Linked DNA regions of Homo sapiens: region 2 is linked to region 1. Evidence: chromatin contacts called from ENCODE POLR2A ChIA-PET data. All regions are on one chromosome and are shown on one strand. The core of a region is the stretch at or near the end of the contact, and the rest is flanking DNA. Distances in the headings are between cores, read along the strand shown. Region 1 holds the start of LINC01224 (long intergenic non-protein coding RNA 1224). Region 2 holds the start of ZNF254 (zinc finger protein 254).

The links. ChIA-PET counts read pairs that join two places held with the same protein, here RNA polymerase II (POLR2A).
Region 2: POLR2A ChIA-PET joins it to region 1 with 13 read pairs in WTC11. The contact joins the promoter of ZNF254 here to the promoter of LINC01224 in region 1. POLR2A ChIA-PET finds 5 or more read pairs at or near these places in 5 of 52 experiments (GM12878, H1 and WTC11).

Annotation. Positions count from the first base shown.
Region 1 is chr19:23,414,824-23,417,847 of GRCh38, forward strand. It overlaps LINC01224 (long intergenic non-protein coding RNA 1224), which reads right to left and starts at 1,251. Exons shown (of 5, transcript NR_126449.1): 1 at 1,071-1,251. All of the region lies in intron 2 of LOC105372335 (a long non-coding RNA gene), which reads left to right. RefSeq lists enhancers at 218-875, 876-1,531.
Region 2 is chr19:24,085,792-24,088,815 of GRCh38, forward strand. It overlaps ZNF254 (zinc finger protein 254), which reads left to right and starts at 1,396. Exons shown (of 4, transcript NM_203282.4): 1 at 1,396-1,546. The coding sequence starts at 1,517. RefSeq lists enhancers at 1,442-1,521, 1,572-1,621, 1,682-1,771.

The DNA of each region.
Region 1 (3,024 bases), core at 1-2,500:
TCCTGCTTGCCATACATTAGGAAGTCACAGAGGAAAACCAGTCCTCCTGTGGAGTGTTATTTAAAAAGCAGGAAATTAGACTGAAGGGGCTCTAGTGCCCTGTGTTCATAAGTAAAAAATGTAAAACCTATCTCGGATTCACTTCTTATAAATTATTTTAGGCAGAAACAAAATTCAGGCTTAACCTGCAATTAACCTCTGATTACATAACCAGGAAATTTCCACCCGAATCATACAAATAAGGTGACTACATAAACTGTAACCAATTCTTGAATTTGGTTTGCCTTCTCACACGCCCTTTTCAAAACCCTTCCCTTTTTGCCTTTCAGGTGGCCCACATATTATGGCTGGGTGCTTTCCATTTCACTAATCACTGCTCAGATAAACTCGTTAACGTTTTAACGTTGACTCCCTTTACTTTGCAAGAGAAGAAGCTGGGCGCGGTGGCTCATGCTTGTAATCTTAGCACTTTGGGAGGCCGCGGCGGTGGGGGGATCACTTGAGTCCAGGGGTTCCAGACCAGCTTCCACCATGGCGAAACCACTTCTCTACTAGAAATACAAAAATCAGCCAGGCGTGGTGGTGCAGGTCTTTAATCCCAGCTTTTCGGGGGGCTTAGGCACGAGAATCGCTTGAACCTGGGAGGCGGAGGTTGCAGTGATCACGCCATTGCACTCCAGCCTCGGCGACAGAGCAAGACTTTGTCTCAAACAAACCAACAAAATGTTTAACAAAAGAGACTGGGAGCCCCACCGGCCACAGCTCCTCCTACGCACACACGAGTCGGGATTCTGCCCTGATGACCCGCCTGGCATCCCTGAACAATCTGGGAAACACTCGGGGCTGCGTGCAGAGCTGCCCAGGGAGCTCCAGATAGGGCGCCGCAGGGACTGGGCGGGACGCGCGGGTCATTGCTGCGGGCCCAGCCACCATCTTGCGGCCAGAGGGACCTGGGACGGAGCTGCGCCAGCAGGGACTCAGGTCGGCAACCCAGGAGCGGTGAGGAGGCCAGTCCCGTCGGTTTCTCAGCCAGCTCTCCCCTCTCGGGATGCTCAACCCCTCACACTCACCCTTTCCCACCTTCTGGAATGTCCTGGCATCTTAGCTGTCTGTGCACGTCCCAGGACCTGCAGATCACAGGGCAACAGCCTGTCACCGGCTGGGGCGAGAGGGGGGCAGAGGTGGAGGACGTTGAATAGCAGAAAGCGATCCCAAGCTCTGGCTGCAGCGAGAGACAAAAGCCCCGCCAAATGCCGGATGCCACGCCCTCCTCTCCAACTGTGCCACTGATTCGATAAAGCACCAGCACTCGCCCAGTACCACTCCCTCCACCCCCAGGAAAACAGGCTAAAGCAGGGAGTGTCAACCATAGGGAATTACAGCCAATTAAGAAGTAAGCTGAGACTTGAAATGAACTTGCTCTTTCCCTTACCTGGGTCTGCTTGTATAATGCATCTTATTTGCTACTTAAGGGTAAGAAAAGAACATTTGGATTATTTTTGTTTGTTTGAGACTGAGTTTTGCTCTTATTGCCCAGGCTTGAGTGCAATGGTGTGATCTTGTTTCACTGCAACCTCTGCCTCCCAGGTTCAAGTGATTCTCCTGCGTCAGCCTCCCGAGTAGCTGGGATTACAGGCGCATGCCACCACACCCAGCTACTTTTTGTATTTTTAGTACAGACGGGGTTTCGCCAAGTTGGGCAGGCTGGTCTCGAACTCCTGACCTCAGGTGATCCTCCCACCCCAGCCTCCCAAAGTGCTGGGATTACAGGCGTGAGCCACCATGCCTGGCCCATTTGAACATATTTTAACAACTTTTTAATGATTTTGATAATGCAGGAAAGACCCTCATCCCATCCCTGAGTACCTCTCTCATCATGCTATACCACGCTGTTGACCACATCGTGGGATGGCCATTAGGAATGGGGCAGGGGTGGGGGAAAGCGGTGGCTGAGAATGGTTAAGCAAAAATTATGTTACCCAAATTTGTTTATTTTAGAAAGACTTCTCAATCATTCTGTGTGAAGTGTGTATTCCAGGGTAATTGTGCCCTGACTGCACTGCATCTCAATCTGACTTCTCTTTTTTAAAATCACTGGATTACTGTCACTAATGGGGTATTTTATTTTCTATTTTATTTCTATTTGAAAATGGCCAACTGTCCTTTGTGGGTGTCCTGATTTGATTTGCTGGGTTAGACCATGGAGGTAAGAGTGAGGAAATATTGGGTCACATCAGAATAACTTATTCTCATTTAGAGAATATATAGGAATTTTTTCTTTTTTGAGATGGAGGTTTGCTTTTGTTGCCCAGAAGGGAGTGCAATCGTGTGATCTTGGCTCACTGCAACCTTCTTCTCCTGGGTTCAAGCGATTCTCCTGCCTCAACCTCCCGAGTAGCTGGGATTACAGGCTCCCACCACCATGCCCTGGGTCTGTCAGGGTTTCATCATATTGGCCAGGCTGGTCTTAAACTCCTGACCTCAGGTGATCCACCTGCCTCGGCCTCCCAAAGTACTGGGAATACAGGCATGAGCCACCGCGCCCAGCCAGGAATTTCTTAATAATATATAACAGTTTTCTCAATACCCATTTTATATGTATATGTATGTGTATATATATATATATATATATATATATATATATATATATATATATTTTTTTTTTTTTTTTTGAGACAGTGTTTCACTTTTGTTACCCAGGCTGGAGTGCAATGGCATGATCTCAGCTCACCTCAACCCCCACCTCCTGGGTTCAAGCGATTGTCCTGCCTCAATCCTCCCAGCCTCCCGAGTAGCTGGGATTATAAGAATGCGCCACCACGCCCGGCTAATTTTGTATTTTTAGTAGAGATAGGGTTTCTCCGTGTTGGTCAGGCTGGTCTTGAACTCCTGACCTCAGGTGATCCGCCCACCTCGGCCTCCCAAAGTGTTGGGATTACAGCCATTTGCCACCGTGCCCGGCCAATACCATTATATTTAACAGTGATAGCTTACAGGGCAGGGAGGGGACACATATGACACAAC
Region 2 (3,024 bases), core at 146-2,645, 670 kb after region 1:
AACAAAAGCAAAATATGCTTTTGATGAAGAAAGTTAGAAACATTTTGTCTACTTTGAAATTATTTAAAGGTTGTTTCAAATTGAAAATATAAAAATAATGTAGATTAAAATACAACATAAAAATTTAAAAAATGGCCAGGCACGATGGCTCACGCCTGTAATCCCAGTAATTTGGGAGGCTGAGGCGGGTGGATTACCTGAGGCCAAGAGTTCGTGACCAGCCTGGCAACATAGTGAAACCCCGTCTCTACTAAAAATGCAAAAAATTAGCCAGGTTTGGTGATGCACGCCTGTAATCCCAGCTACTCGGGAGGCTGAGGCAGGAGAATCGCTTGAACCCAGGAGGCAGAGGTTGCAGTTAGCCAAGATGGCGCCACTGTACTCCAGCTTGGGCGACAGAGCTAGACTTCGTCTAGACAAAAAATAAAAAATAAAAAAAAGTATAAGAGATCATAAAATATGTATAAAAATCTAGAATGGTCAAAAAGACAAATTTGATGGACTTTATTTTTGTTATTTTATTTTATTTTTTGAGACAAAGTCTCGCTCTGTCGCCCAGGCTAGGGTGCAGTGGCAGGATCTTGACTCACTGCAACCTCAGCCCCCCGGGTTCAAGGAATTCTGCTGCCTCAGCCACCCGAGAAGCTGGGGTTATAGGCGTGCGCCACCATGCCCAGCTAATTTTTTTTTCTTTTATTTTTTTGAGACGGAATTTTACTCTTGTTGTCCAGGCTGGAGTGTAATGACGCGATCCACGCTCACTGCAGCCTCCACCTCCCAGGTTCAAGCAGTTCTCCTGCCTCAGCCTCCCGAGAAGCTGGTATTACAGGCACGTGCCACTACGCCCAGCTAATTTTGTATTTTTAGTAGAGATGAGGTTTCACCATGATAGTCAGGCTGGTCTCCAACACATGACCTAATGTGATCCGCCCGCCTTGGCCATCGAAAGTGCTGGGATTACAGGCGTGAGCCACCGCGCCCAGCTGATGGATTTACTTATAACGGTTTATCAAATTAGCTTTAGTGCTGATAATACATTATTACTAAAGTAAAAGTTGATTTTCTCTTGAACAAAAATTATATGTATTATTAATATACATAAAATATGTTTGTTCACATTTTGAATACATTGAAAAAGAGAGAGAGCAAAAAAGATATAGAATTTTCCCATGCTCTGGGGTGGGCCTGGCTCAGCTCAGGGAGGAAGCCCTGCCCGATAAGGCTGCAGCTTAGGCTGTCACTCTTTCTTCAGCCTAGGGTGTGATCACATCTTCTATCACTCAGGGTCTGAGTAGGCGGGGCCTTAAACGTTATCCAACTAGGGACGTTGGGCTGGGAACTGTCCAATCAGGCACACAGCTGGACTGGACAAAGCGGCTTCCGGGATATGGCGGGGCCTTTGTCTCTCGCTGTCGCCGGAGTCCCAGGTCTGTCTTCACTGCTCTGTGTCCTCTGCTCCTAGAGGCCCAGCCTCTGTGGCGCTGTTACCAGCAGGTATTGGAGATCCACAGCTAAGATGCCAGGACCCCCTAGAAGCCTAGAAATGGTGAGAATGCCAGTCCGACATCCCGAGAGAGGGGAGGGGGCTGGTTGGAACTGGTGGGAAGCGGCTGTGGCGGGACTCAGGCCTCCCCCCAGTCAGCTCCACAATCTGCGCCCAGCTCGACCTCAGTCCCCTTCAGAAATAAGATGGCGGCTGCGCTGACAGCCAGACCCCCAGGAGTCCTGTTTCTTCCCTGCGCAGTGACTGTGCCCTGTCCTGGAGCCCTCTCTGGGCAGCTGTGGACCCGCAGCCCCGCGTCTCTCCCAGATTGTTCAGGGACCCGGGGAGGGTCGTCAGGGGAGAATCCTGACTCGGGTTGCGGGTTCATGAACGGGAAGAGCTTTGGTCTGTGGGGTTCCCAGGCCCTCTTTTTTCCCATTAAAAATTTATGGGCGTCACTGCAAAAATATTAAATACTTTAATAAAAGAATGATTCAAAAATTGTACCACACCCAGCTGTGGTTTGTACTTTTGTGGTCCATGGAAGGGGCCTGAAGAAAAGATTGTTACAAGGTTCATGATAAAGAAAACCAAATTCAATAATTGGCTAGGTACAGCAATCTAGGTTGTCGTTTTTTTTTTTTTTTTTTCTTTTTTTTGAGACAGAGTCTCACTTTTTTGCTCAGGCTGGAGTGCAGTGGTGTGATCTCGACTCACTGCAACCTCCGCCTCTTGGGTTCAAGCGATTCTCCTGCCTCAGCCTCCCTAGTAGCTGGGACTACAGGCGCCCGCCACCACAATTTTTTTATTTTTAGTAGAGACGGGGTTTTACCATGTTGGCCAGGCTGGTCTCCAACTCCTGACCTCAGGTGATCCACCCACCTTGGCCTCCGAAAGTGCTAGGATTACAGGCGTGAGCCACCGTGCCCAGCCTCGTTTCTTAATTTTTACATTTAAGGTGGGAATATCCTGGTTATGTAATCAGAGCTTAATTGTCAGCTTATTCTTGGTTAAGCAAGAATTTTGTTTCCGCTAATGTAGTAATTTACCAAAAAATGCTCTTGAGTTTAGATTTTTTTTTTAGAAGTAGAAATCCGGGGACTAGAGCCACCTCAATCTAATTGCCTGCCACTTAATTATTTTCACACTCCACAGGGGACTGCTTTTTTCCTGAAATTTTCACATGTATCCCAAGCAGGGCCTCAAGTCCACCCCTCATCCCCTATTCCTCCAGCCTAACTCTGGCTTGCAGGAAAATACTAAATTTCCCGTTTTGTCTGACATTCCCAAATGCCAATGTCCCCTCCCTAATTCACTTTATCATCTATTTGTCCTTTAGGGTAGATTTTGATACCTGTTTTAATTTTTATTTATTTATTTATTTTAATTTTTGAGACAGAGGCTTGCTCGGTCACCCCGGATGGAGTGCAGTGGTGCAGTGGTGTGATTTAGGCTCACTGCAACCTCTGCCTTATGGGATCAAATGATTCTCTTGTCTCAGTCGCCCAAGTAGCTGGAATTATAGGCGCCCGCCCCCACGC